Linked DNA regions of Homo sapiens: region 2 is linked to region 1. Evidence: chromatin loops called from intact Hi-C (ENCODE). Cell type or tissue: mammary epithelial cell. All regions are shown on one strand. Links, peaks and the distances in the headings refer to the core of each region. The heading gives the core; the rest is flanking DNA. Region 1 overlaps OPCML (opioid binding protein/cell adhesion molecule like). Region 2 overlaps OPCML (opioid binding protein/cell adhesion molecule like).

The links. Hi-C counts contacts between places; a loop is a spot of excess contacts. Peaks named below come from ENCODE experiments on the same cell type or tissue, not always from the same donor. Only the 100,000 strongest peaks of a DNase experiment are listed, where the experiment ranks them.
Region 2: a loop joins it to region 1, with 4 times the contacts of the local background. A loop is called at or near these places in 1 of 110 quality-filtered maps.

The regions. Positions count from the first base shown.
Region 1 is chr11:132,725,159-132,741,251 of GRCh38, reverse strand. The region is part of intron 2 of OPCML (opioid binding protein/cell adhesion molecule like); the gene reads left to right. Among named protein-coding and RNA genes, the nearest start is that of NTM-IT, 450 kb to the right of the region's middle. In mammary epithelial cell, for the core only: no CTCF peak of the experiment used is centred there; a DNase peak (open chromatin) is centred at 6,821.
Region 2 is chr11:132,623,433-132,639,525 of GRCh38, reverse strand. All of the region lies in intron 3 of OPCML (opioid binding protein/cell adhesion molecule like), which reads left to right. Among named protein-coding and RNA genes, the nearest start is that of NTM-IT, 350 kb to the right of the region's middle. RefSeq lists an enhancer at 5,717-6,916. In mammary epithelial cell, for the core only: no CTCF peak of the experiment used is centred there; a DNase peak (open chromatin) is centred at 6,615; H3K27ac peaks cover 1,985 bases.

The DNA of each region.
Region 1 (16,093 bases), core at 4,927-8,926:
AGTCTCAGAAGACAGAGGTACTGAATTGAAGGCTGGCTGGGAGTGCTCACCTCAATTTGAGAGTCTTTGGAAGTGAGTGCATGAGACAGGATAAGTTCTGTCAGGCTCAGGATATACTGGGTTTCAAATAGCAGAGGCTTCCTTAGGTAGTATCAGTTATGAGGAATACAGACATCAGGAAAGGTAAGACAAATAGGATACTGCACCCTCTGTCACCCATGCTGGCACCCAGTGGATGCTGGATTTGAACTTTGAGCTTCACGTCATACTGTCCCTTCATCACATTGCCCTTTAAGCAAGCAACTTGAGAGTAAGGATTCGGTGCTGCATACCGTTATATCAAATACCTGGTATATCATCTGACACAAAGTAAACATTTAATAAATATTTGTTGAGAAATTGAACTCATAAGTAAATCCATAAATACTTTGGAATAAATACAGATCTCTGGTTGCCAACTTCCCAGGAAATGTTGTAGTTTAGAATTGTGTTCTTGCTTTCATAATGCCTCCCCTTCATGGCCTCTGTTTATTTCTTAAAAATTCAATGATATGAAAATTAATTTTGAGAATATTTTAAGAAGTTATGGCCCCACAGAGATATTCTGGCACATTACGAAACAGACTTTGGGAATCACTGACCTAGATAGAGTAGCGAGGTGATAGGTGCTACATAAATATAATAAATTATACTGAGAGGGCTCCCCAGACCTTTCTCTCCTACCAGTGCAGATGGTACAGAAATAGTCTGAAGAAACATTGAAGAATGTCTCAGGGCAGAATAACTTAACACCTTGGGCTGCTTTTTCTACCCATTTTCACGTTGTTTTATTTAATACAAAACCCATTCATTGAACAAACATACACTAATGGAGTGTGTATGTTTATGATATGCCAGGCGGAAGATGTGGCTCTGAGAAAGTAACAGTGAACCAAGCTTGCCTGGTCTTCCCATTCCCATGGAGCCAATAGCCAAGGGGCAGGGGAGGACCAGACTTAATTAAAAGAGCACATAAATAGATACATCACAGATACGTTATTGTTAGTTTCACTCCTTCAGTTAAAATGCAGGTAGTAAGAATAAGTCAGCTCTACTCTTAGCATCTTTTCCTGACTATTTATCCTTCGACACCTGCTTCTCCCTTTTCTTTCTGTACCCTCTGACTCTTCTAAGCAATATGCACATTTAGAAGTGACAGGTTAGATTCAAATACTGATCAAGTTATATTTTTTTCTTTTTTGCACAGGGTGGGGGAAACAGATAGACACAAATCAAATAACACCTGCCTTTTTTTAAGATTGTACTCCTGTAGTGGAAGTGCAATCTGTTTGTCGAAATAGGTTGAATAAGCAAAAACGAGTCCAAGTGACTGAGCTGTACCAAAACACTGATGGGGTCCAGAGAGGCATTGATTTTGACTGTACTTTAAGACTTAGTGCATATTTAATTATGATTATAATGATGATAAGCTAGCTTTGGGCTCTGGTACATTTGAGAGATAACATCATTCAGGAATTCAGAAAATAATATAATGAACACAAATTTTTATCCTCATCTTTCCTTTTCAATCTTCTTATCACACACTGTCTTCCCTTGCCTCCACCCCAACATACACAAATACACAACATCTTGATCATCTGGCTATCAGCTGGTGGGATTTTCCAGGAGATAATTATTAGGTTGGTATTATGTCCCACCCATGAAATTTTCTGCATCTGCAGCAGTACTTTTCTTGGCTATAGCTGGTTGATTGGTGCCTGTGGGTAGTTCTTTTTCAGACATCACAGCTGTTTACAAAGTTTGTTCCAGAATACTAGTTAGGGAGGAAAAAAACTTTTTCTTCTACCCACTTAGGTTCATTGCCTGGGACCTGGCAAATTATACGGACAAAATAAAGACAAAGAGGACAAACCCATAAAAATGTATTTACAGAGGCAGCATGCAAACACGTGGGAAGGAACCCAGTGATAAGGGACAAAAGGGTGCTTGGGACTTGAGCTTCTATAACATCTTAACAAAGAACAATAAATGTATAGGGAAGTGACAAGACAGAGGAAAAGAGGATCAGGCTTTTTGGGGTGACAAACTGTGAGGAGATAAATATGTGGGGAAAAGTAATTAAAGATACAAGTTATTTCAGTAAGATTTGTTATATAGATTCTGCTTGGCGTCATTTCTGAGCTGATAGGAGTCGAGTTATCTCGGGTTATTAAGGGTCTAAGCCTGCTTTTACGCAAACGTGCTGGGGTTAGCGGGTGGGAGGCTTTTTTTTCCATCTGCTGTTGCTCAATTGTTTTCAGCTCAAAATCATCTCTATGCCACGTGGCATATTTTGGGTTAGCATATTTTGATCCTCTTCATTAGTAACCCTTCTTGACATTCTCACCTTTCTGAGAGTTCAATACAAGGTTGAAGGTACCACATGCTACTACAGTCTTTGGTTAGTTTGGTTTTTAATTAATGTAAAATAGCTGATTTAACTGCAAAATAATGAAGAGACTTAAAACAAACAACTTTCAATAAAGGATGAGTCTTGTGTTTTCAAAACACCAGGAGCCGTAAGTAACTACAGTATGACAAACAGCTCTGATTCTACAGAACCACAGGGAGCTGCTTCCTCACATGGACACTGTAGAAGGGAGCACAGCCCAAACTGAGCAGTCCATCAGGCTTGTGGAGGACAAGCTATATGTTCCTCCAAGAAGGTCAGACTTTCATGTTACAAGTTTTATAAGTCACAGGACATTCTTTATAGAATTAGACATTCAGATATTCCTTGATCACCTCAAACTGAAAAATAAAATAGCAAGTTTACACTAGTGGAAGATGTATGCACTTGTGTGTATGAGTGAAGCAGGGAGGGTATTTAAACTTCTTAGACCAAAGAATGTAATCTACTCTTCAACAGATAAGCTTGTAAAACTTTCTGGCACTTAGGAATTTTCTGGTCCTAAGCATGAAGTACAGGCGACATTATACAATTAAAAGGGTGTACTGCAAAAGAATAGACATGAGTTTTGAGGTTTGGATCCTGGCTTCACTAGTTCTTCATTATTCAAATACAGGTAAGGCGCTTAGCTTCTCAGCCCATGTCTCCTTCTCTAAAGCGAGAATAGCAATGCTTCCCACTCTAGCGCAATTCCTGCCTGATCTCAGTGCATGCTCCCTACCTCTTAGCTTTGTCCAGAGCAGAGCTATCTAGGTGTCCTACAGGGGGAGAGCTAAGTGTCTGATTAATATTGAGCAGTTAGATGAGGGAAGGGAGACAGTGGAAGACTGGGGGCGATTTATAGAGGTGAAAGATAGGAACACCCCTTGACTTCATTCTGAGCGTAGAGATACCAATGGCTTTGCTCCAACAAATGCCACTGTTTCCACTTTTGATCTCTGGTTGCCCAACTCTCTTTCTCTTCTTTCCCATTTCACTGAATCCTGTAGCATCTCATAGTTTATTCTAAGACTATACCAGAATAAGGAATAAATTTGTTTTGTTGCTGTTTAGAATGTCCAAGGGCCTTTTTGACCCAGTAATTTTACCCAAGAAAAATTTTCATGAAGAAATTGTTCAAAAGTAGAAGGAAGCTCTCTACACAGCATGATTTTTAATTGGAGAAAAAGTAAAAGTAAAGGTCAGCAACATGGGAATGGCTAAGCAAATTATCCTATATTCATTCAAAGAGCTATTTTAAATAGAAATTATGAAGAATATATAGTATCACATAAATGATTATAGTAGAATAATTGTTAGGATGGAAATTATAAATTTTTCTTATGTTCTAGTTATATAATCATTCTCATTCATGTATCCACAAATATTAGCACATACAAGATCTAATAGACTATATGATGTGTCGAAAAGTTGGGATCGTGTGATTTTTCATCTCTATTGTCTTTATAACTGCTATTATATTTGTAAAACAACAAAAACTCTGGGGAATAAGTACTACGGGACAAAAAACTGCAACCCAAGGATTAATCTTTTGCCCTTGAAAAATAAAAGAGGTGTGAGATCTCTGTTTGGAATCTAATTTTACTACGCTTTCTACTCTCATTTTTATAAACTTTGACCTCCTTGCAAACCACTAACCTGTAGTTACGGAAGAATTTGGAGACTAGGCAGTCTGTTCTTTTTATTTTTTTCCAGTCACATTACTAACCAGGAGACAACAGTGTCCACATGGAGATAATTCAACACCTTGATTTGAGATGTTCTCTTCATCTCCAAGGAACAAAATCCACTTCACTTTCATCATTCCTATTCCACGACAACAAACTGAACATTTCATCATCAGGGAATTGTAATAATTATCTATTGCTATATACCAATGACTTTGAAAATTATCATCTTAAAATAATCATAATAGTCTCATCATCTCAGTTTCTGTGGGTCAGGCATGCATGAGTGGTTCCACCGGGTGGTCCCAGCTCTGAGTCTCAGGAGGTTGTAGTCAATATGTCAATGGGGCAGTGGTCATAAGGGCTTACCTGGGGCTGAAGGATCTGCTCACTAGTGCCTTGGTAATTTGGCATTGACCACTGGCAGGAGGCTTTAAGTTCATATCATGTGTCCCTCTCCATAAGGCTGTTTGAATGTCCCCATGACATGGCAGTGATCTAAGAAAGAGATCATGGTAGACACTTCAATGTCTTTTATGATGTAACTTCAGGAGTTACCCACTGTCAATTCTTCTGTAGTTCACTGGACACACAAATCAACCATAATTCAGTGTGGAAGGGTTCTGTAGTGGGGCATAACTGCCAGGAGGCAAGGATGGTTGGGGGCATTTTAGAAGTTGGCCATCACAGTTCACCCTCTGTCCCTTAACCATTCATATTCCTCCAAAACGTAAAATGCACTTACCCCCTCCCAAAGCACTGAAAAGTTTTACCCCATTACAGTGTCTGATTGGAATTCAGAATCTCATCATTTACATCAGTTCTAGGTGAGGATGATGGTCCTTCAGTGTGCTTCCTTCCATATAGCCTTGAGTAGCTTCTCTCAATCAGAAAACCTAAGAACTGAAGAGACAGTTTTTCCTGCTCTCCCCACCACACACACTGGCACACATACTCTCACACACATTCAACATGTCATAGAAGGACAGGCATAGCATAATCACTGTCAATTGTACCATTCAAAAAAGAGGACAACAGGATATACATAGGAGTTGCTGGTTCATAATAATTCTGAAATCCAGCAAAGTACATATTGACAGTTCCTTGATTCAGACACAAGGCCTGGGCTATTTCTCCATGGTTCTTAGCTCTGTCGTCTGGGCTCTTGATTTTACCTTCTCAGTCATTTTTTCTTTCCCTTTAAAGGCAGTCTTGTTCACAACTGAGTGTTTCTTTTTCCAGCTGCTTCTTGGATGTAGATGTTTGGGCATCCAAAGATCTCTTTAATTTTGTACCATCTTTGTTTTCTTTCAATCCAATCTGACAGGATATCTGTCAATAAAATCCTTTTGTGGCCAGGTGCGGTGGCTCACGCCTGTAATCCCAGCACTTTGGGAGGCCGAGGCAGGCGGATCACAAGGTCAGGAGATCGAGACCATCCTGGCTAACATAGTGAAACCGCGTCTCTACTAAAAATACAAAAAATTAGTCGGGCGTAGTGGTGGGTGCCTGTAGTCCCAGCTACTCGGGAGGCTGAGGTAGGAGAGTGGTGTAAACCCGTGAGGAACTTGCAGTGAGCCAAGATTGCACCACTGCACTCCAGCCTGGGCAACAGAGTGAGACTCTGTCTCAAGAAAAAAAACAACAACAACAACAATTATTTTGTGAGATGTATAGGTCCCTTGTGAGTATTACTGAGGTTCATTTTATTAGAAGAAAAAATATTCAAAGATCTCTTCCAGAGAAGTCTTTGTCTATCTTGGGTTTCTGCCCTTAGACAAACTTTTAAACTTCTAAGAAGCCCTGTTGTCTTACTGAATGGTTCTCTGAGGCGCCAACCTAAATCTTTCTGAGATCTTAACAAAAGATTTCACAACTACACTCTCGGTTTAATGTCTAATACCAAGTTTGCCTGATAGTTTCCTAGGCTATATTTTTTCCCAGAAGCTATTTTTTAAAATTTTACTATCAAGCACCATCTAGAGATTCTGGGAGTATTCAAAACCAGTACGCTCTGGGTCCTTTATATTTAAAAGTGTTTTCTCTAGTTCATCTCTCATTTTAGTATAAAAAGCATGAAAAACTTAGGTACACCTTCAACTCTGCCTGGAAATCTTATCTAGATCACCTAGTTAGATAGATTTTGTACTTTTATATGTTGCAGGCGATAGTTTTGCTAAGCTTTCTGCCCCACATAATAACAATCACCTTTCTTTCAGTTTCCAGTGACATTTTTTTCACTTTTCTATAAAAGATCACTCATTACCTTCTCAAGAACCATTAGGCTTATGCTACCAGTCTCTTTAAACTTATTTAGGCTTTCTGTAACATTCATCAATATCCTGTAGCCTTTGCATTGTCTGTACTTTACGTTTTTACAGTCGGCAACACCTCTTTTCTAGGCACCAAATTTTGTATTAATTACTTATTGCTATGTAGCAAATTACTCCCAATCCATAGTGGATTAAAACCACAATAATGTTGATCTCCTACAAGTTTTGTGGGCCAGAAATTCAAGAATAAGTTAGATAAGTGTTTCAGGCTTGAGTTTCTCATGAAGATGCTGTCATGATGTCTGCATCTGAAGGTATGAGTGGAACTGGAGGATCAGCTTCCAATGTGGTTCACTCATATGGCTAACAACTGGCTGCTGGCTATTTGTAGGATGCCTCAGTTCCCCACATTGTGGATTTATTGGTCTGCTTGAATGATTTCATAAAGTGGTGTCTGGCTTCCTCCAGAGTGAGTCATTCAAGAAATACCAAGGTGGAAACTGCAACGCCTTTTGTGATGCTACTGTGGGAGTCAGATACCATCACATCTGACACATGTTACTGGATGCACAGGCCTCTCTGGATTCCGTGTAGGAGGGATCTACTTAAGAAAGTGGGGATTGCTGCAGAATAAGGGAGGCATCTGGGGGCCTGGCTATCACAAAGATTCTTTATCTTAAAATCTGAAGCTCCATTGTGTGTATATGTGTTTCCTATCATTTACTGAATATTTACCATATATCAAGAATTATGATAAGTACTTTAGATAGGTTATTGTATCTAGTCTTCATAAAAACACTCTGAGATAAATGTTATTATCCCATCGTACACATAAGAAAACTGAGTCACATAAAATTTAAGTAATTTACTCAATGTCATACACCTAGGCATGGCAAGACTGGAATTTAATTTTAATTCAATGTAATTCAAAATCTTGAGATTTTAACTCTGACTTGATACTGCTTTTGACTGTCTCATATGTTCCCTCTCAGTACACCTGCCTTCAACTTTAGAGATTCCTAGTCCTGTTTTCTCCCAATCTGTCAGCATCTCCGTGGGCTAGTTTCTTTTCTTACCCAGCTCATCTCATCTCTTTCTCAGCACACTTTTCTCTCTTTTGTAACCTTTGTGTTTTCCACAACACTTACCACGGTGGATCAATGTGACACTCAAATTCTTTGTTTCATACCCAGGTTACTGAGCTCAGGTGAAGAAAATGTCACACATTCTGGATTTGTGCCACTACTAATGTGTGGTCTCTAGCTCCAGCTGAACCTCAAAAGGCCGCACAATTATTTCTATCTTTGACCACATCTCTTTCCCATTCTTAGGATTACCATTCCAAACCTTCACTATCTTGAACCCCATCCTACCCTTTTCAATCTCAGCAAGTAGAATGATCTTCTAATACCTCTCAGCTACACACATATATCCAATTTATTTCCCCCTGTTTCTAAATATTATGTGCCTCTTAGCAGACAAGCGGAAATCTTCTGCTTGTTCTTTTAATCCTCTTTTGCTCATCTACTATGGGTCATTGCTATATGAATTATCTCCTTTGTCTTGTATCTATACCTCCCTTCGCCTTCTTACTGCCTGCTCTCTCCTTTCCCTGAGTCATGTGGCTTCCATGACTTTAACTATCATTCTCAAGGAAATCTTTAGCCAAGGCTTCTGTTTTCTTTCTCAGTCACCCATCTTTGTTAAATGTTCGCTCCCAGAATTATTTCATCTTCGTGATGATTTTTATCTTTTTGTGTGTTTGTAATAATAAAGTAAAACATATCATTGAGATAATGTGAAAAGAAATGAAAATTTATAACAAATAAAAAGCCTTCACTCACCACCTTCCCACTGCTCTATCTCATCTTCCAGAGAAACTATCTTTCAATATTTAGTGTGTCTCCTTTTAATCATTCTGCCCTCAATAATACTACTACTTCTGTGTCCTTTCCTCCTAAGCCCCAGATACTTGCCTTCTGTTCTTCAGGTAAATTCCACCAAGGCTTCTTCCGTAGTGGTCACCATTAATCTCTAAATACTGAATTCAATGGACATATTTCAACCTGTGTCATTCAAGACTTTTCTGCTTTATTTCATGCAGTTCAATTGTTCTCTGTCTCCTGCTTTCTTATAACCTAACAATCTCTCTTGGTTTGCTGTCCATTTGGGGCCTTTCTTTCAGGTCTCCTTTCTGGATTTCTCTCCCTGAAGCCTCCCCTTACACACTGGGGTTGTAGGGTGCCAGCTTTTTTCCTCACTGTTCTCTTTCATCCTCCCTGAGAATTCATCTTTATCATCATCATTTTAACTACCGTTTCATGATGATGACTGTTATAGCCACATCTCCAGTGAAGACCACTCTCTCAAGATGTACGCATGGAAATATCTGAAGCAGGAACCTCAGACTCAATACCCTCAAGATAAACCCATCAATACCTCCCCATTTACTACTTTGTCTATAACCCCTTTCTCCCTTAACAACACCACAATCTCTCTTAGCAAGTCTTGTCAGAAACCTGGGATTTGTCCACGAATTTTCCTTTCATTTATCCCCCACTTAGGTGTATGACTTAGTTGTCATTGGGGAAGGTAGATTTTTGTCTTAAATATTTTTTGAATCATTCACCTCTCTTCCAACTTCTGTAGTAGTGACTTAATTTAGGTCCTTATTATTCTTGTTCGAACTTTAAAAACATATTCTCCTAACTAGTATGTCTGCCTATAAACATTCTCCCACCAACACTTGCTCTGTCTCACCATACATCCCCATCTCCTCCAAAACATATAGAACTGATAATTCTCTTTGGACACAGTGTTCTCTTTAAAATAATACTTATTAAATCCATGCATAATTCCTCATGCTGTCAGCAAACTCAAATCCATTCTCTTAGTACGTATGGTATATAATATGATCACACCCTGTAATTTTTTCCAACCTCACCTTTCATACCTCTTTCATATCCTACTACTTCTACCTCTATTTAATAATCCTGATACACCTATTTGCTTTGCATTTCCTACATGCAGTTGACAATTGTATTTCTTTTTGCCATGACTTAAATTGTGTTATCTTTCTAGAAGGCTTTCCTTAGTATCCCCAACCCTGTTAGCTGCTTATTCATCTTCAAGAGTCAACTCAAAAATCGTTAACAGTCTAATTTTCTGGAAAATCTTTTCTTAATTCCCCATCATAGTTAGATGCCCCTCTGTGGACTAACGCAACACACTCAAATCATTGCAAGCCTAACATGAAGACCCATAACCTTACAATGGCCTCAAAATGCACCCAGAATGTAGTGGGTGAATTATATAAATGTGCCAATTTTAGTGGATGAGTTAACATATATAGACATAACTCAACTTTTGATCATAGACTGGCTTATCTTTCATAGTCTGTAAGGCAATACACTGTGGCACATTTCTTTGTCTTAGTCTTATCTAAGAGAACCAAGCTTTATAACTCTTTAGACTAAGGTTGACTTGGATTGGCATCACCATCAGATTTATTAGGAGTGTTACAACCTTCTAGAAATTTGGAGGGTCTATTTGGTTTGGGTCCATATTCATTCCTAAACCACTCATTGTCCTGACTTTCTTGGGTCCTATGCTGATTTTTGAGTCTTTAGATTTGTGCTGCCAATGCAGTAGCCACTAGACATGAGTGACTAATAAATTTAAATACACATTAATTAAAATTAAACATTTGCTTTCTTAATCACCCTATCCATAGTTCAAAAATCCAATAACCATATGTGGTTACCCCACTGGACAGGACAGTTGATGGAACATTTCATTATCACAGAAAGTTCTCCTGAACTGCACAGCTCTAGATTCAAACAACAATAATAACGAAGCAGACAGAACAACAAACAGATGAAAAAACATACCTTTTTCTTACATCAAGAGCTGTTTTTCTAGGTTCAAGACTATCCTGAGCTGATCCTTCCAAATCCTTTCTTCGCATGTTCAGTTTGCCAGACTGATATTCACCAGCTGATTTTCCTTCTACAAATACAGGCTTCATGTGATGTTATAAGCCAGCTTTTGGATTTAATTTAATCTTCTTGGTGGCCAACTGGGGTCTTGGTGGTCAAGCAGATTTCAACCACTTTCTGTCCACACCTTGTGCCTGTCTTAGTTTGGGCTGAAGGACACTCACATTTCCAGCTGATTTATGAAGCAGAGATTACGTCTTCTTTTGAGGCCAGTAAACATTCTAACATCCCCTGGTCCAGGTTATCAGAACTGCTCTCTTCCACAGAGAATTGTCCCTTTGACAGTTTATCACTCAGGTGCTTCTCCAGGGGGTTATCTTCCTGAGTTCCATCACCACATTTTTATACTATCAAAATTACATTACACAGAGAAGAAAATAATTGACATCGTATTTATCAAGGGAGGATCAGAGCTATTTTCCCACACCCGCTATTCTTCATTTCCTTTTAGATTATTTTAGCCAATTATGCCTTTTTATTAAGAGAAGATTACTTGTTGTGTCTTTATTTTGTGGTTGTTTCCACTACAGTTAATTAATATGATGCCATGGTCTTAAAGAATGTCTAGTATATGGATTGATTTGTGTTATTTATTAATCTTTATTTTAAATAGTCAACTGCATTTGGTACCTGTTACACCTTTAGTTAGGCTGCATAGAAATCTCTACTGAAAATACAAAAAAAATTAGCTAGGTGTGGTGGCGGGTGCCTGTAATCCCAGCTACTCGGGAGGCTGAGGCAGATAATTCCTTGAACCCAGGAGGTGGAGGGTTCAGTGAGCTGAGATCGTGCCACTGTACTCCAGCCTGGGTGACAGAGCAAGACTCTGTCTCAAAAAAAAAAAAAAAAAAAAAAAGTCACATAGAAGACTGCATTGGTAAACAAAATCCGAACCCTTTTCTCAAGGAACTCAGTTTGTTGTCTTTGTGGTGATGACTCAGAATAGTCTGTCCTGGAAAAGCATCCCTTTGGTGCCATATTAAGTAAGTTCTACTTGCCTTTGGTAGAATATCCTGCTCATCCCCTTCATGTGTACCTGGGCTGGCTTCTTCCTTCCTGTGTCTCCTGACAACTGTTCTCACTCATCAACCAACAAAGGCGGTCTGATGTTTTCTGACAAACTCCACGGCTGTCCTGCAGAAGGCATTTGAATGCAAACCACATGGACTAAGAATGTAATCTTAAGGCGTTAACACCAGCCTTTTCTCATTCTGGAACCCTTTTGACTGAGTAGATGCAATTGCTGCAAAGTCTTTCCCATTGGGAAAGTGTGATTAAACTGTGGCTGCTGAACCTTGGATGAGCAAAGGAGACAGACGATGTACCTGTCTGGGAGTTCCAGAATACACAGCTACTGGAGTAACATTAAGGATCTTTTGGCATTCTGTTCCTGACACAGGTGTGACTTATGCTCAAGTTTGACCAGCCCGTTTAACCTTTGTCCAACCTTGGAAGAGTGTGTGTGTGTGTGTAAAATCTATAATATGGGTGTGTTCGGTTTTCACAGATCCAGGACATCATGAGATAGTGCAGCTGAATGTGCATTTTAAGATTAGTTAAACATCCATTCATGAGGGCTTTAAAAAAAGCTGCCTGGGTATGTACAATGTATCTTGCTTTTACTTGAGCTCTACAAGGATGTTGTTAAATAAAATCATTGTGCATAATGTGAAGTGACAGTGAGTCCAAGTGAGTCCACAGAAAGTTCATTTTTACTCTCATCTTCCCTGAGGCTGCTACACTTCTCTCTTCCATCGGTGGCATTTGAGAAGAGTGCTACTTCTTGACCCCCTAACCAGCCTTTCTTTCACATTGAACTTGTTCACTTTCCTTTTCCTTCTGCTTTTATTTTATCTCCTCCTCGTTCTTCTCCTCCATCTCCTCATCATCATTATTGTCTTTCTCCTCCATCTACTTTCTTAATTTTTTTTCACTGGGGCCCAGCATTGGGGTGGTAGAAAGAGCACAGACCTGGCAGTAGTCAAAATTGAATGGGCATCTACTCAGCTACATATTTAATTCAGGGGAATTTTGTAATTTTTCTGAGTTTGTTTCCTTGTTTCCACATGGCATCAGGAATGTCTACCTTTCAGTATTATTATGATGATTAAATGAGTTCACATGGGCTATTTACATCATAGCACATAAATCCTGTTATATTTAATTAATTCAGCAAATATTTAGTAGCAGCTACTCTATGCCTGGTACTATTTTAGGCACTTAGGTTACAGCAGGAACAAGTTATACCCTGTCACCATGGAGGCTGTGTTGAAGTAGGGAGAGAACTTCAAAAACCAAACAAATCACAAGTGAGCAGGTGATTAAAAAAAATGCTAGAGAGAAAAGTAATTAGTAGCAATTAGTATATACTGTTATTATTATTGATTTTATTATTGTATGTTATCTTCTGGCTGGCCCCTCTGCTATTTTCCTAGCTCCATCATCTTTTGTCTCTTCTTGCAGCTCTGCACACCCAAACGATGCCTTCACAGTGATTCCAGGGCCTCAGATTCCCCAGTGAGTTGACATGACTCCGCTTGAAAGAGAGATCAAATACAGAGAAGGAATGATTTATGAGACTCCTGTCACCCAGGCAGGACACTCTCAGCATATCCTCAAATAATTCGCAACTCCCTTTCTGCCTGGGGCTACAGGAGCCTGGCCAGGGGAGACAGGGTGCGGGCGCTGTCCGGGGTGGGCGGGCTGCGCCGGCACAGGTGTTCCCATGGAGCAGCCCTGCTTGTTACAGGCGCGGCACACGTTTTCGTCTTTCACCAGTTTACCCTGTAAATCAAACGTCCATGCTGTTCTTGAAGCTCCCTGGTGAGCTGTGTGGTAAACCTGTTTCTTCCTCCCTCTTAGCCGTGGAAGGGAACTTCTGAAGGACAAACCCCACTGCCCTTCAGATCTGTCCCAGCTTACCCGGCAGAGGAGCTGGGGAAGCCCAGAGCTGCGTGCACCAAGGGCTGGCTCAGGATCTTGGCCTGCACTCGGCCTTGCCACTGCTGAGCTGTCATATTACACCTAGCTTTCTTTTTAAGGGTGAAATTTTTTAGAATAGGGAACTAATCCTCCTCAGGAGATAATTTCATAGGGCTGTAGGAGGATATTTTATTCCATGAGTATTTTCCCGACTGGAGATTCCAGAGCAGAAGTGCCAGCCCCTGGGAGGTTTTAAAAATCCCAATGCCTAGGACCTACCCTAGGCCAATTAAATCATAATTGATGGGCATGGGACTCGATGTCAGTATGTTTTTAAAGACGCCTGGATGATTCCAGCCTGCAGTTGAGGTTGAGGATGACTGTGCTGGGCTCTAGGGCTCCGGGTGTGCCAGGAGAGCAGCTGGGGCTTCCGTTTATGCAGCACACAGGAAAGGCCCATGGCTATAGGGGTGACAACAGAGCTCTTTCCTCCCCAGGAGAGCCCTGGCTGGCACAGAGGAGGCCTCCACGCCTGTTTGTTTTCTGAATGGACAGATAAATGGAGAAGCCCACAAGTTACCGGGAGAAATGAGGATGGGAACCTCGGTTCACCTAAATCTCTAGGCACAGGTGAAACGTCAGATCACCTAGTATTGAATAGCAGGGCTTTAGACTCAGAATACCTGGGTTTGCAATCCACTTACCTAACCACGTGACCTCAGGAGAGCGACCCTACCTCTCTATGCTGGTTTTCTTCTCTGTAAAACAGAACTCTTCATAGCACCTTCTCCAGAAGGATGAGAAAATTAGTTGATTGATGCGTATATATAGTGCTCATGACAGTGTCTGGCACAAGTGAGTCCCCGATAAATGTTAGCAATCAGCGTAGTGCTAAGCATTGATGAATGTGCAGTGTGTGTGAGGAGCTTCAGGAGCACAGAGAATGCTGGACTCATTCCGCATGGGGTCAGGGAAGGGTCCATAGATAAAAGACATTAAAACGGAGTTTTACTGTAGGATTATTTTATACTGAACAACTAGAAAAAGGGAGGGGTTTGGTAGGAAGTGCGGAGGGATGGGAGGTATTTCAGGCACATGGAACCATGTCCTTTACGTCTGTTGGATGAGCGGTAACTTAAAGTAATAGAAGCAGGCCCAAATGGCCTTGCAGTTTTTTAACGCAGATAAATCCCCATCCTAACTCTCTGCTTCCTCTTCCACGGTCCTGCTTCTGGACCATGGCGGTTGGTTTTCCTAGCCACCATCCTGCCAGCCCACACACACACTTACGCTGCCCGCTCAACTCTTTGGTTCTACAAGGAATCAGTTCAATATTTCTTTTGTAACTGGAAATAATCTCTCAAGCTACAAACTTAGACTAAGTCTTCAAAACTGTAACCTCATTATTATGAGGTTTTCTTTAAAAAAAAAAAATGTTGATATGGTTTGGCTGTGTCCCTACCTAAATCTCATCTTGAATTTCCATGTGTTGTGGGAGGGACCCAGTGGAAGGTAATTGAATCATGGGATCAGGTCTTTCCCATGCTGTTCACATGATAGTGAATAAAAGTCTCATGAGATCTGGTGGTTCTATGAGGGGGAGATTCCCTGCACAAGCTTTCCCTTTGCCTGCTGCCATCCATGTAAGATGTGACTTGTTCCTACTTGCCTTCCACCATGATTGTGAAGCCTCCCCAGCCATGTGGAACTGTAAATTGATTAAAACTCTTCCTTTTGTAAATTGCCCAGTCTCATGTCTGTCTTTATCAGCAGCATAAAAACAGTAGAGTGGGGCGCTGCTGAAAAGATACCCAAAAATGTATAAGCAACTTTGGAACTGGGTAACATGCAGAGGTTGGAACAGTTTGGAGGGCTCAGGAGAAGACAGGAAAACGTGGCAAAGTTTAAAACTTCCTAGAGACTTGTTGAATGGCTTTGCCCAAAATGTTGATAGCAATATGGACAATAAAGTCCAGGCTGAGGTGGTCTCAGATGGAAATGAGGAATTTTGGGGAAACTAGAGCAAAGGTAACTCTTGTTATGTTTTAGCAAAGAGACTGGTAGCATTTTGCCCCTGCCTAAGAGATTTGTGGAACTTTGAACGTGAGAGAGATGATTTATGGTATCTGGCAGAGAAATTTCTTTCTTTTTTTTTTTTTTTTTTGAGATGGAGTCTCGCTGTTGCCCAGGCTGGAGTGCAGTGGCGTGATCTCGGCTCACTCTGGCAGAGAAATTTCTAAGCAGCAAACCATTCAAGATGTTACTTGGGTGCTGTTAAAGGCATTCAGTTTTACAAGTGAAGCAGAGAATAAAAGTTTGGAAAATTTGCAGCCTAACAATGCAATAGAAAAGAAAATCCCATTTTCTGAGGAGAAATTCAAGCCCACTGCAGAAATTTGCATAAGTAACAAGGAGTCGAATATTAATCCCCAAGACAATGGGGAAAATGTTCTCCAGCACATGTCAGAGATCTTCGCAGTAGCCCCTCCCATTACAGTCCCAGAGGCCTAGGAGGAAAAAGTGGTTTCCTGGGCTAGGCCCAGGGCCCCCCCTGCTGTGTGCATCCTAAGGACTTGGTACCCTGGATCCCAGCCACTCTAGCCATGGCTAAAAGGGGCCAATGTAGAGTTTGGGCTGTGATTTCAGAGACTATAAGCCTCAAGTCTTGGCAGCTTCCACATGGTGTTGAGCCTGCCAGTGCACAGAAGTCAATATTTCAGAGGATGTATGAAAACGCCTGGATATTCAGGCAGAAGTTTGCTGCAGGGGTGGGGCTCTCATGGA
Region 2 (16,093 bases), core at 4,500-8,499, 100 kb after region 1:
GAGGTGGGAGGGGCTGCAATGATTGCTATTCCAGGGAGAAGCATAAGTGCGATTTATGGGAATGAGTGATGGACCCAGGGGTTGGGGCTAGCTTAAATCTACAACCATCCAGCAGGGCTCCTGCCTTGTCCTGCTCACATGTCCCCAAGTGTCACCTTGCACATAGTTAGGTGAAGAGTTGAGATGCTGCCTCTCACATTTTGAGAGCATGCCTCTGGCAAGCTGCCGGAACTTTCTTCTCAGTAAACCTGTTTTCTAGGCACCTAAGCTTCTCTCATTTAGTAAATTCTGCACATCTCTCTGCTGAAAGGAGCTTTCAGACCACCCGCCTGCTCTTTCCTCACGTGTTAAAAGCTGTACTGGGTCCTGACCAGTTTTGATTTTTCTAATCAAGGTAGGTCCATAGGTAATGACATGTTGCCAACATCTTTTGAATGCAAGGGTGTAGAGCTCTCTTTGAAGAAAATAATCATCACGTGGCTACAAGAAAGCAGTACGGTGAGTCAAAAGATCTAGAAAACTGCTCCAGTATCTGTAGTCACCCAACAAATTCTTCCTACCCGCTGCGCAGAAAAAACCAGTTCACTGAGACTATGACAATGCAGTAGAGAAAGAGTTTAATTGACGCGAGGCTGGCCACAGCAAAGAACTGGAGATATTACTCAAATCAGTCTTCCTAAAGGCTTAGAGGTTAGGGGTTTTAAAGGATAGTTTGGTGGGCAGGAGGCTAGGGAATGGGAGTGTTGGTTGGTTGGTTGGGAATGAAATCATAGGGGTATGGAAAACAGTCCTCATGCACTGAGTCTGCCTTTGGGTGGGGTCACAGGGCCTGTTGAATCACAAGCAGCAGATCTGGATGGAGTCAGCAATTTAAAAGTCTTAAAAGACATCTCAAAAGGCCAATCAGAGGTTCCACAATAGTGATGTTATGTGTAAGAGTAATTGGGGAAGTTACATATCTTGTGACCTCCAAAACAACAGCTGGTTATCTTTTAACCACACCCATATCTTAGCAGAATTCAAGCCCCTGTAATAATCCTAACTTTGTGGACGTTGATTAGTTTTACAAGTGTGGTTTAGTTTTGGGAAAGGCTATTGTCATCCTTGCTTTAAGGTTAAACTATAAACTAAATTCTAAATATAATTCTCTCTTGACATAAAGCCACAGAATATGACTTTTTTTCTGTTACCAGCTATAGTGATTTCTATTATAGCTATTAAATACAGGGGTCTGAACACCAGAGTTACAAGATCTATATTAATATATTAATTACATCAAGCTGGATATGTATACATCATATATATATATAGTCTGTATATATGCTCTCTCTCTCTCTGTATATATATATATATATATATATAGTCTGTATATATGCTCTTTAGCTTTCTGAAGAAAAGTGATTGCAGTTGACATCTAATACTATGCTTCTCCACGTAGTGCCTCTTAAAGAAAACAAATGCAGAAGTTCATGTTTTCCATGCCACTCTTCCCTTTAGAATATGATATTAGTTCCTAAGTCCTTCTCCAACTTCATTGCCCATGAGGTGGGTAGGACAGAAGTGGCTGCTCCAATAAGGAAAGCTTTCCCAATCTTCCAATGCAGATTAGAAGTCTCCCAAAGGCAGAGACTATCCTGAGCAGGACATGGAAGAGCAGGTGACCTCTGGGTCCCAGAAGAGCCTGGCTCTGAACACAGGCACGTGATCAATCAGTGTGAATGAATCTAGACACAAGAAAGTTCCATATGGACAATGTCTATGTGTCCTGAGCACTGCCAGGTTCTAATACCTGCCTGGAACATATTAGTCACTTAATTAATGCCTGAGGGAATAGGAGGAAGTAAATATATAAACTAATATTTAAGAACTTTAATATTCAAAGTAGAACTTAGATACATAATCAAAAGTCCAAGCAAAGACCAAAGTCTAGGATGCCAGTCTAGAAGTACTAGGAAGCCAAAAAAATAAAATTCAGCATCAAAGATAGCTGGCAGCAAATGTCAGGGGCACAAACCTGCTGAACAAGGGAAACTTAGACTATGGGCTAAATTATTTTGAAGCTGTGGCTCAAGAGTAGTAACTGTGGCCACTGAAAGATGGAGGTTTCCAAGCCTTCAACAGCCTCAACAGCAGGCTCAGAGAAAGGCTAGCGTACGATTCCAGGTCTGTCCCCTACTTTGGGAGAACCAGGCTTAAAATGTGGGGGTGGTCTGGTCTCAGTGATGAAGCTTAAGAAGGTCCGATCTGCCAGGATTGGAAAAAAACGGTGGAAATAGGGAGAAATCATCAGTAAGGGACTGTTGTGTAACATCTTGTGGACTGATATTTTCACCCAGAAAGAGTCGCCAGAAAAATTCAGCTTCAAATTCAGTTAAAAAAAAAAAAATCTAATTCCTTTTCTAGGTTTAACAACTACAGAAGTAAAAAATATATAAATAGGTAGTATGCGCCTGACCTAGTCATCTATCTTGGTGATTAAATGCTTGGCTAGTTGATGGCGTGTCAATGAAGTCAGGATTACATAAATGATATTCAAACAGTCTCGCCAACAAAGCAGCTAGTAATGCAGATACATTTTTCTACTAACGTATTAGAACCTTTGAAATTTGTTTCTTTTTTTCTCTTTTTTTAGATTGCAAATCTGGATCTTCTTTAAGTTCAAGAGAAGGGAAAAATATTTATGAAGCTTATTAGTGAGCAGACAGTACTTTACCTGATAAATATAAACTATCCCCGAGCCTCCCAGTGTCTTCTTTAGCATCTCCCAGGGGAACAGAGCAGGGTTTTTACACATTAAAATAAATCTTCAGTGCTTTATCACCATAGGTCCTGAAGGGGTTGAATGAAGTGTCAAGAAAATTATTCAGAGATTTTTCCTCTCCACTCACAGTTCTGTAGCCTTAATTTAGTGTATCCTCACATTCGCTATTTCTTTTCCGAGAAAAGCCAGAATAAATGCAAGTCAGGAGGCATTATATGGAAGGCTTATTCGCTTGGACATATGATCACTGTGGTGCAATGGATCCACTTCCCTATGCCAGCATGTATTCCAAGAGGAGGCTGAAACTGCCTTATATTCTAGGCCCTGTGTTTTGACTGAATTAGTTAAATAAAGTGCAAAGCTACATGAGCTGGATGAACTAGGCCCTTTCTTCTACCTAAAATAACAGAATTATGTGACAAATGTATGCACAGTGGTATGTTTACCTTGAAGCACCCAGATAATTGCTTGAATTCTGCACGTGACTTTACTAATACATAACTATTCATTGCAAAGTTTCAGAGGCGCTTGTTTAAATCTGGATTTTAGGGAAATAACAATTTTCTAAAGCATCATTCATCCACAGATAATTTAGAACAATTTTATTAAAAAAATAATAAAAGCACTTACATCGACCCTAAAAATCTGAATACAGCAAGCAGGTAACTGGGTGCGCAAAACACTCATTTGCATACACAATCAGGCATTTATGGAAGCACATGCCCAATTGTGCATGTAAAGACGGGTTTCATTTGCACTTTATTGCTTCAAACAATGGACATCTTGTATCCGGGGGGGAGTATTTTCAACATGTAGCTATCTAAATTTACTATTTCAGCTTTCTTTTCCTTAAACATGAATGTAGCCTGAAAGCTGCTTCCTGAAGTTCAACCTCCTGCCGCTTGGTTCTGTTTGGGGAGATTCTAAGTGATGACTTATGATCATGATTACCTTGCAAACGTCTTTTGTCTTCCAAGGGCAGTGGGGTGGAGTGAATAGAAGAAATCTTAAGAGTTTTAAGAAAGTGCTGCTTGTTGACAGCAAAGATTATCTTGTTTGATAAAATCAATTTTGATGACAGCACAATCTGAGATCTTCCTTGAAGTTGATTTTATCGAGATAATAGATTAAGTATGTCTGTCAGCTAGAGTTTGGTCAACAAATTTTTTTTTGGTCAAATTTCTCTGGTAGGCAAGACATATATCATGAAGTCTGGCTTTTTTTTTTTTTTTCCTTGAATAAAACTCCATTTCAGAAAGGAAAAAACATGGGAAGGTAGACTGGGGAAAAAAATGAGTCTCCTTCTTTTCTAAATCATATGCTTTGATGAGGACCTTTCATATAAGCCATCGATCATTCCTGAGCCTTAACAACATTTGACTAAAGTTTTTGTTTTTGTTATTGTTTTCTTTCAAGAACAAGGAATGGGAGGAATCGAATTGGAAATAATTTAAGTGTTCTTTAGGACTTCTTAAAAATATACCAATTTTTATTTTGCAATGGGGGGGATTGTATTATATTTTAAAAGTAAGCATACTCCATAGTTTTAGACAGGGAAATTTAGATTTCCACAATTTTTGCAGATTTTTAAGGGGAGAAAGACCTCTAAATAATTGGCCATCATAAATCTATACCCAAAAGTTGTTCCAGAAGAACTACTCCACACTGTAATAATCATGGGCAGTGTTACCGTCTCACAGTTAAAAATGATATTGGATTTCCAAACACAATTGCACAAATCTTAAAACTACTAAAATCTCCAAGAAAATCTTCCTCTTGGAGCATGAGCTCCTCTGCAGCTGGTCTTACAACATAGTAAGAGGGCATTATATTCTTATCTCGCATGCAAGGCTGAGTTAGAATCTTGTGTTCTAGTCCTGAGTGTATCGGCCCAGTTAATCCTCCCTAACAAGTTGGGTGATAGTGGAAAAAATGTGACTTCACTCTGGGATCTACTGAAGTTCAATTTCCTGCCACTTGATTCTAAGTGATAACTTATGGTCATGAATGCCTTACAACCTTCTTTTGGCTTCCAAGGGCAGTAGGGTGGAGTGGACAGAAAAAATGTTAAAAATTTTAAGAAAGTGCTGATTTCTCATCTCTAAAGTCTCTTCCTGCTTCCTCATCTCTTCCTGCGAGGACACCCCATCTTTAGAGATGAGGAAGCAGCACTACATAATCCCCAAGGTGCAGATCTAATCATCTGTTGAGCTGTCCACTGTATGACCCTTCCCTTGAAGCATGTAACTACTGAGGCATGGGCTCAGGCAGGATAGAATATTTACATTTCAGTCCCCCTTTGCCTTATTTTATTTTGGATTGGGAATGAGAACTCAAAAGTATATTCAGTTATTAGGGACTGTCATATGTAGTCCAACCTGCAGAAATTTTCCACATGTGCAGATGTTCCTTGTGGAAATTTTAGGTGTAATCATGGCAGACATTGTTGCTTACATACTCAATAGCTATTTCCACCATCCATAACACTAACAACCTGCTTCCTTTATGAGAGAAGCCACTTTCCTCTAAAGAAGCTCGAATACCATAAACTCATTTTCTGAGACACCCTGGAAGCCAGGCTGGGCATAGCCAGGCCATCAAATCTTAATTAGTAGGATCCAGGGGGAAGTCCGAGGGCAGCTATCTGGAGCAGCTTTCCTTCCTTAACAAAAGGTGACATGCAAGAAAAATCCCCTTTCCCTTTTTGCTTCTGCTAAATACTGCTGTGTCTGTATGCTTGCCTGCAACTGCTACCCCCATCTTTTGACTGTGATGGTCCAAGCCACACACTGGAGAAGAAAGACAGGAAGAACCTGGGCCTTGAGGCTCTCACTGTAGCCCTGACTTCCACCCCCAGCCTCCCACCCCCGATTTCTTACATGAGGTAATAAACGTCTTTCTTGTTGAAACCCTTTTTAGTTGGTGTTGGAAGGAAACATTATTGATGCCTCTTTTACCCAAAAGAAACTCTACCAAGTAACACTCTGTGCCTTTCCTGGCACCCTCCCTTACTTTCCCTCCTGCTGTCCCCACCCCACACCCATACACACCCCTTACCACCAGGGAGAAGAGATGGCTCAATCTGATCAGGTTTGTGGAAGGATAAATCAGGAGGTATCAGCTCTTTATTTTGTCTTAGAAACTGACCTTCCAACAGATGTCCTGTGTCATGCAGCGTAAGAGGCCAGGCTCAGACCCAGGGCCTGGGGCCTCCTCGCACTTCCTGTGACTGGGGGAGTGGGGTCGAATCCTGAGGCTCAGGATTGGGATGCCCATTTGCTTACGTAAAGATATAAACCACATTCCCGGCTTTTAATTTCTATCAGAAATGAAGGGCTATTTTTATTTCCATCTATTTTCTCCCTGTTTGTCTCTCAAGTTGTTCTGAACTTAGGCAGGGAAAAGAGAGCTACCAGCACCTGTAGTCCCAGCTACTCGGGAGGCTGAGGCAGGAGAATCACTTGAACCCAGGAGGTAGAGGTTGCAGTGAGCCGAGATCACACCACTGAACTCCAGCTTGGGCGACAGAGCGAGACTCTGTCTCAGAAAAAAAGAGAGAGAGCTACCGATTGTCCCCCTCAAACACCAACAGTTGGGTGCTCTGTTACTGGCAGCAGAAGACACTTTGCTGTGTTGTTGGTGCAGATTTTCGATTAGCCTAGGACCACCTTTATAGGCAGGACAGACTGCACTTCCTCATGCTCCACCGTCACCCAGCTCAGTCCACTTGTAATTCTGGTTGCTGAGAGCTGACTCACTTGTCATGAGGCACTCAGGGAATAAATTCGTCATCCTGGATGGTTTTTTTTTTTTTTTTCAATATGGTGAGAACATCATTAGTTAGGTATTCGGTAGATGTACGAGAAAGGCTGAATAGTCATGTTTCTTTATCATCTCTGATGATGAAACTCCTCCCTGCCCATCTGAACAGTTGGAAGGAGTCCAGAGTGGAGCAGCAGCCGTGCTGAACGCAGAGATGTGGAGATGGCCACATTTGCATAGTTTGGCTATGTGACAACTGAAAGGCGGATATGACAGAATAGATACATATCTCACATACCAAAGAGAGAGTGATTACCTCGCCTTGCTGAAGATAGGGAAGCAGAAAAAGACCAAAAGGAGTAGATATACCGGGCTGGCTATCATGGAACCACTCAGGAAGCGACTCCTCTGCGGCGACATTGTGTTGCGTGGAGATAGGATGATATCCTGAGAATCATAGAGCCACTGGAGAGAGACAGACATCACTTGAAGTCCCTGCTCCATTACTTAAAAGATATCTGACCTTACAAAAATCAGTTCATCTTTCTGAATATCAGTGTTCTCATTTTTCACATGGAAATAGTGTCACCTCCTCTTCTCGTGTCACAGAGTTGTGAAGGTGTAATGAGTTAAGGAACGAATGCAAAGGAACCTTTTAAATCATAATATTATTTAAATGTCAGCTGCTTGCTTTGACGACAGTTCCACAACTGTGTGATCTCCTCCTTGCTCCCTCCAAAAAAAAAAAAAAAAAAAAAAAATGTGTTTGAATAAAGATGCCTGAGGCACCCTCAGGGGCCTAACAAGATCCTGCCCAAATCTCCATGTGGCACAATCATGTTCTCATTCTTTCTTTTTTTTTTTTTTTAAGCTGGATCTGCATTCCCTATCCTAGGGATGTTTACAGGAGGGACTCTTTCAGGCAGAAACCATTTTAACAGCCCAGCCCTGATCAGCATGGCTGCCACATTTTCATTTCCAGCTACGTGTTTCGTTACCCAGCTGAAAACCTGGACAAAACTTATAATTCAGTGGCCTTCTGTGAATAGGTCCTTAGGGTCTCACAGATGTCCTGGATGTTAACACACATTCACACACACAAAGAATTTATTGATTTGACTTGTGATCTTAATAAATACTCCATGATACGTCTTGCCATGCTGAAGGATTTTGTAGACACTACCTGTCTTGTGCTTTTAAATCTATTTCCTAATATTGTTAATCTATTGACTTTTTAATAATATTTTGATCATAGGGTAAGTTTTCAAAAACGTAAACAGAGTTAAATGTGAATATATTTTTCTTGTTAAACTAGTTTTTAGGTTTCTTGTCGTGGTTTAAAAATATATGTCTCTACTAAAAATAAAAAAAAAAAATTAGCCGGGCGTGGTGGCGGGCGCCTGTAGTCCCAGCTACTCGGGAGGCTGAGGCAGGCGAATGGCGTGAACCCGGGAGGCGGAGCTTGCAGTGAGCCGAGATCTTGCCACTGCACTCCAGCCTGGGGGACAGAGCCAGACTCCGTCTCAAAAAAATAAAGAAATATATATATACATATGTATGTATATATATATTTCCTAAAACCTAGGGAGATTATATATATCTTTTATGTATATTTACACCTAGGAGATATATATATATATATATATATATGTATATATGGTTATTTTTTTCTTTTAACATTTAAGTATTTATTATTTTACTGAGATAAAATTTGCAACTACAGATCTTAAGTGTTCAATTTGATGAGTTTGAAAAGTTTATATACTCAATAACTGCCTTCAAAAACAAAGAATTTTTTTTAAAAAGTTCTCTCATAACTTTCCTTCAGTAGTAGCCACTGGAGGAAAATTATGAGAGAACTTAAGGAAATATTACGTATCTCCCTAGGTTTGAGAAAATGTACTCTTTTGATATCTATCACCATAAATTTGTTTTGCCTAATTTTGAGTTTCTTATGTATGATTTTATACAGTATATATCTATTGCATTTAGCTTCTTTCATTTATCATGCTTCTGAATTTTTCTTCTGTCTTTTATGTAGACATAGTTCATTTGTTTTTATGTATTTGCTGAGTAGTATTTTATTATATGAATATATTACAATTTGTTTATCCATTCCCCAGTTGGAATGTATATTTGAGTTGTTTCCAGGTTTTTGTAAAAATGAATGAATCTGTTATAAATGTTGTTGTGCCAATCTTTTTGTGGACATCGTTCCTATTTCTTATACTAAGGAGTATAATTGCCGAATCATGGTAGAGATAGATGGTGAAGTTTATAAGAAACTATCAAGCATTTTTACAATCATTGTACATTTTTATACTCCCACTTGCAATGTATGAGAATCACGATTGCTCTGCATCATCACCAACACTTGGTGTTGCCAGTCTTTTTACTATTAATTATTCTAGTATGTAGTGGTATATGCTCTCTGCTCTCAACTATGAGAAGACACACACACACACACACACACACATATTGTGTCCTATTCTTTCAACTTATCAATTTAACAAATACATTCTCTCATATTACCAAATGTTCTTTGAAGTACAGTTTTAATGGGGTTACAGGCACGTGCCACCACGCCCAGCTAATTTTTGTATTTTTAGTAGAGACAGAGTTTCACCATATTGGCCAGGATGGTCTCAATCTCTTGACCTCGTGACCGCCCCACCTCAGCCTCCCAAAGTGCTGGGATTACAGGTGTGAGCCACGGTGCCCAGTCCTACCATTTCTTCACTACTCCAAATAGCTTTTCCTTATTGTCATAAATAACAGTGTGATGAACATCTTCATACATTGACATTTGATGTTTGTTATTCTTTAGTAAGAATTAATTGGTGTATAATCACTGCCTTAAGGGATAAGAACATTTTAAAGGGCTGAGATACATATTGTGGATTGCTTTGTAAAATAACGTATACCTCACCAACAATTGTTAACAGTGCCCTTGTTAACCACAACTTTCTCACTATTGTTTTAATTTTTTTAAACGCCAGTATAGTCATTGAAAAATGACCTTTTAATGTACAATTCGTTCATACTAAGTGGATTAGATTATTTTATGAACATACTTAGGTTAACAATTTTTACATCTAGATTTCAAAATATCTATTCTTGTTTCTTTTTAACTTATTAGTGCCTTTTATTTTCTTTATATCCATTATTATGGCCAACTTACAGAATAATGTTAATTATCTGCTTGACATGTTTCTAGTTAATATGTTTTCCAGTTTTCTTTATCTGCTTGGTTTTAAGTAGAACAACCTTCCACAAACCAAAGATGACAGAGTATCATAAACTAAAGAATATGATGAACTCAACGCTGCACCTGGGGCCAAGTAGGAAAAAAACAAAATAAAGCAAAAAATCATTTTTAGATGTTTCTGACATTTTAAAAGAGGATATTATTGGCATAATAAAAGACAGTGGTTATGTAACAGTATTTTGGTACTAACTTCTGAAAGTTTCTTGAGTTACCCCTATTTTCATATGCAATGAGGACATCATTAATCCAGATAAAACCTCACTGAAGATTATATGTAAATTAGCCGATCATAGCTAAGGTCATGTCTGTGTGGTCCAAGTAGAAACTAAAGACAATAATTTTGTTGCATATAATTCTCATTTATCTTCTGATCAGCTAGACTGCATAAGCAAGCCAAGCATTATCTACTGTACTCAGTAAGTTGTTTTAATCAGACACCTGGGATTTGCTTTAATTAGATATGGTAGGACATGCAGACATGGAGATGACTGTCACGAGGAAGAAGTTCATTATATTCACAGATTCTTGGAAACAGGGGCACAGCGTATGACGCAGGACCAAGCAGGGAAGCACCAGGTTGGGCTGGGAAGCAGAAGAAGTGAGAGGAAAGTGTTACTGTGCTTTCCATGGGAAGGAAAGAGCAGGGCAGGGCAAGCAGGCTTAGGATGGGTTGGCCTGAATAATTTCAGTGGGCTCTGGGGTGAAAGTGAAGGTGTGTAGTAATCCATTCTCATCCTGCTAATAAAGACACACCCAAGACTGGGTAATTTATAAAGGAAAGAGGTTTAATTCAGCATGGTTGGGAAGGCTTCAGGAAACTTAACAATTGTGGCGGAAGGGGAAGTAAACACATCCTTCTTCACATGGCAGCAGCAAGAAGTGCCAAGCAAAGACGGAAAAGCTGCTTATAAAACCAGCAGATCTCGTGACAAGTCACTCACTATCATGAGAACAGCATGAGGGTAACTGCCCCCCCTCATTCAATTACCTCCCACTGGGTCCCTCCCACGACACGTGGGGATTATGAGAACTACAATTCAAGATGAGATTTGGCTGGGGACACAGGTGGTGTAAGGGTGTAATTATCTGGTACCTGGCCCTAGGGTAATCAGGGCAGGCGATAGTGGCCCAGAGTGGGAGAGCCTGAGGAAGGAGATGATTGAAGCTGTGGCCTCTAGATTGGTTCCTTTGCATATAGAAGGTTAATTCACTTACAGGTGAGTCCTTTCCTATTTCTGAAAATTGACTAATCCTGGGAGGGGTAGTGCTTCCAAGGTCAGCAAGACCCCAGATGCCAAAGCATCAGAATAAAGAAAATAAAGACAGGAATCACACACATGTCAACAGAAACAATTCTCAAATTTTTTTTGTTGCCAGTAAAATTTGAAAAATGCTTTTTTCATACAGTTTCCAAACATTACAATTATACTTTTCTTCTAACCTCTTTATCCAAACCTTCTTCAATTCACTCATTTTTCCCTTGGTAACGTGAGCCGTGTGGCTCTGGCTCTCTCCTTCTCTGTTCATGGCTCTCTTCCATCCCCTCATTACTTACGCCAAGGTAACACCATGCCCTCCCATCTCACCTTCCTGGCTCCTGTCTTCTGTCCTCTCTCAGCAATTCTGCATACCTAGGGCAGTCTAATCTTTAAACACTGCTTTTTCTTACCTGCTTGCAAATCTGTAAATATCCCCTTATTTTTTTATTTCATGTCAAATCAAAAAAATTTCAGCCTAGATTTAAATATGCTTTCTCTACATTCCCTTTTTCTTCACTACTATCACCTTTCCAAATATTACACATTATACGAGGCCCAGTTCAAGCTCCACCTCCACTTCAAAACACTACCTTAGTCTTACCAAACTCTTCTTCCCAAAGTTATGGAAATGAGCTTCGATTGAATTTGCTTTATTATTGTCTATTGTAAATGCATCAGCTTTCCCTTTAACTTGGATGCTCCCTGAGGGCAAATCTGTTATTTTCACTTACTACTAGGCTAGTACAGAACTTAATCACTATTGCCATTTTGCATGCTGTTCTCTCCACAGAGAATGTTGCTTCATGACTTATCTAGCTGAAATCATCTACATGTCGATCATCTGAAACTCAGCTCATTAAAGACTCCATGACCACTCCAGACAGTTCACTTCCTCCTCCACAAATTCATGATGTTTTGTTAGAACACAACTGCATCTCAGCATTTGATCATAATAATTTACTTCTCTGTCTCCACCACCATAGTGTAAACTGTGCAAGTGCAGAGGCCATACCTACATGTCATTGCATCTCTATATCCTGATAGATTGTGCTATATATAGAAAATGCTCAATATATCTAAAGCATTAATACTTAACATTAGGAATTATGGCTAAAACACCCACCCTCAATATTCCTGATGTAAAGATGGCTGCAATATTTGGGTTGAACTGTTCTTTTTTCTATTTTAAAGAGGATGTTTGACATTTCACCTACAGGTTAGTGAATGTAATAAATTCATTTGTGATGTTGGAGTTATTAGATAATTCATATCACTTTCATAATGATTCTTTCAATATATACATAGTTTTTCTGGCCATTATATATCTTATATCTCCTCTTCCTAAGTTTTGTAAGCAATTCAGTAATCATTTCCCTCTCGTTTGCTACTAAAATACTCTCCTAATTGCAATAGATATAGAATGGATCTGCTTATTTATCTTTCTAGATTTATACTTCATTCTCTATTTATAGCTTTTTAGTGTTGGCAGGTGTGATGTGTTTCATCATTTGAATATATCAGGAAAAATGATTTTTTAAAGCTATATATATAAAGCTTTATATATGTTTTATATATATAAAACATATATGTATATGTATGTGTGTGTCTATATATATAGACACACAGAAAGAGAGAGAGAGAGAGAGAGAGAGAGAGAGAGAGAAACTTCCCTTTAAAACCGTTCTGTACAGCAGAGATATTTTCAGAAAAGAACAAATTTGAAAGTGTATAATCCAAAACTCAGGGCAGCTTGATTAGTAAATGCATGTTTTTTTTTTTTAAAGGCTCATACCAAATAACAATGAAGCAGTTTGTTCTAATCCTAAAGCCACTCCTACAAAGATTGCTTTGAGCCATGTCACGAGGCCCTTACTGGAGAAAAATTCATTCATATAGATAAGCTAAGTTTTCATTTTTATAAGCCTTTTCCCTATCTTCTATACACCTTATCTGAATTCATAACATACATATATTTTTAACATCAAAATCTAGTCATATTAATCTTATTTCTTTCCCAACTTAAAATCCTTCTGTGGTTTCCAAATTCCCTATCTTTGCATTTATTCCTCATAGTATCTTACTTTTTCTTTTTTGTCCAGCTTTATCTTCCCCCTATGCCCCAGCCTCTACAGCTCCTTGGAGTGCCTTGAATAGGCTGAGAGTTGCTCAGGTCCATGCCTGCAACACCTGTACTCCCTTGTCAGGTGGTACTCCCGATCATCTTTCAGAATCTGTTTAGTGTCAGTCCTTCTGTAAAATGTTCCAGCCATGCCCCAGAAGGAGTGACCATTTCCTCCTCTAAGCCCCATTTTACCCTGTTCATGCATCTAGTATAGTGCCTGAGATGCTTTATCTATTAACGTCCTTACTTGTTTTATTTATACCAAATGCTGCAAGCTCCTTGAGGAAAGGGACTACATATGGCCTGGTGCCTACCTTGTAGGAGGAGTTCAATGAATGTTTCTTGAAAAAATAAATGGAGACATGTATTTAAACATATGATTCAAACAATATAACAAGTGCTACAATAGAGATGTGGCCAATATGCATGGAGAAGACAGCCTATAGTTCCAACAGTTCTATTAGAGGCATTTCAAAATGGCTAGCATCAGTCAGGACTCCCAGGACCCATTACAATTAGGAATTTGAAAGATATTTGCATGTATGGCTGTTCTTCCTCACATCACATATACCTGTTGAGAGGTCACTGATGCCAGACACCATGCTAGATGCTGGGTATGCAGAAATAAGAGACATCATGTCTGTTTTCAAACAGCTCATGGTCTGGTTTTGGAGACAGAAATACAAGCAGACACACAACTCCTACAACATTGGTGTATGTGTGTGACGTGTTAGCACATAGGAAAGCACCTTATTTCAGTTTCACATTTAGGAAATGTGAATCTCTTCTTTCCTGAAGAGATGCCCTCTAATCTGCATTCTGAGGGGATGAACAGAGCTGTTTCTGGCAGAGGCATAAGTAACTGCCTCGGCTCAGAGATGCTGGAGATTATGGTGGTGACTTAGAGGCTGTATAACATGGCGGATATTAGTGCTGACAGAGGGAGGAAGAAACATCTGAGGTGACAGGAGTCAACAAGCCCCACTCAGATCATGGACTGCTTCTAAAATATACACCTCTTCACAACACCCCTCTCTGAAGAAACCTACTACATTGGTGCTCCTTTTCTGGTCCCTGTTCATGTAACTTAACCTGATCTGCAAAAATCAGCAAGATGGTGTTGTAGGGTGCAGAGTGGAGGGAGGTGAGGCAGGAGAAAAAAACAAAAAACAATGAACAGACAGGAGGCACTTGAGAGAATCCAGGTAAGAAGTGACAGGACCTTGTATAACAATGTTGATTTTGAACATAAATAAAAGTATTCCATCCATTCAAAATAATAGAAAAGTAGGTTTAAACATATTATTTTGGGGGGAACAAGAGAGAGGGAAGTGTTGAAGTTGGGTCTTTTGTTTTAGGTTTTGGCAACTGGCTGGGGGTACAGTTGCCAGAAAAAATACAGGATACCCAGTTAAATTTGAATAAAAAATGATTTGATGCTGATCTGAAATTCCAATTTAACTGGATGTCCTGTTGCTGTGCTTGCTAAATCTAGCAACCCTAATAACGTGGCATGTTTGATAATAGAAAAAAGAAAAGAAAGAGCAGGAGTGAGTATGAGGATTTGTTTCGGACACGTAAAGCATGAGGTAACCTGCAGGAACTGAGATGTTTGTGCCTCCCGGAAGATAAGGATTTAGCTGCTGAAGAGACTGTGGAGTTACGACTAGAAACTATGATCAATGAGACCAACATGGAGGAATGGGTAGAACGAGTGGAGTTATGACTGGAAACTTGGATCAGTGAGATCAACATGGTGTAGTGGGTAGAGCAAGCAGAGAAGGGCTGTGATGTAATCATTGGAGCCCAGTGATCTGAGGTTACATAGAGGACAAGGGACCCCTGGAAGAGAATGGAAGGAGTCGGTAGAGGCATACAGAGAGTATGAGGTGCGTGATATCACAGAAATAAGAAAAGAGTATTTCTACAAGAAAAAAGTGGCCAACGGCTTCAAAATCTATTGAGAAATGTGAAAGGAAACAAAGCCAGCTATGTGGATGTTAATGATAACCTTGTTATCATACCATGATAGTGATATGAGCAGTTTCAGTAAGGGTGTGGTGGGAAGCCAACTATACAAACTTGTTCTACCTCTTCAGTTCTCATAAACACTTGAGCCTGTTTGCTGAATGCATTTGCCTACAGTTGCCTTTATTTAAACCATAAGGTTATTATTTCCATGAGAGGATAGCTTTATTAATCAATATATGAATCCCTACAAATAAATGTTGAAGAATAGTTGGAACACTAAATTGCAAATATTTATTGAGTCCTTATTATGATCTCACCAAAACATTAGATGTTGCAGATACACTTAGCAGTGCTGAAACAACTCTCAGCTTCACAGACTCAAGAATCTGAAGTGGGAGCACCAACATATGTTAAATTGAAAAGAGCAATCCATCCAACACGACTAATGGTCATCAAATATCAAGTGTGTAGTGTACGTATAAGCCCCCAAATTTCTCTTGTTTCTAGTAATGAAAACTTGTGACAGTTCTTTCAGTGAAAGTGGAGACTATTCTTTAATATTATTTTTTAAGCAAAAGAGTAAGCATAGAAAAGCAATGTATTTTTACTGTCATCATCTTAATGTATTTCAACCAGTCACAGCTGTCCAAATTGACCCTGTGCCAGGGGCATCAGACCTAGGCATGCTAGGGGAAGTAGCAGCCTTGGGCCATGCCTGCCCACCCACACATTTTCAGGATATGTCGGATGATATATGATACCCAGCCCTTCCAGATTTTCTCGTTAAAACAGTGTATATAATAAAATGAAAATAACGATGTTATACCTACTGTGTAACCACCTGTCAGTAAATTTATGAACAATTAGAAAATGGAAGTACTTTCCAGGGAGCAATTTGTAGAAGCAATAAAATGCTCATTTTTTTCAGAGATATAATAGGACAACAACTT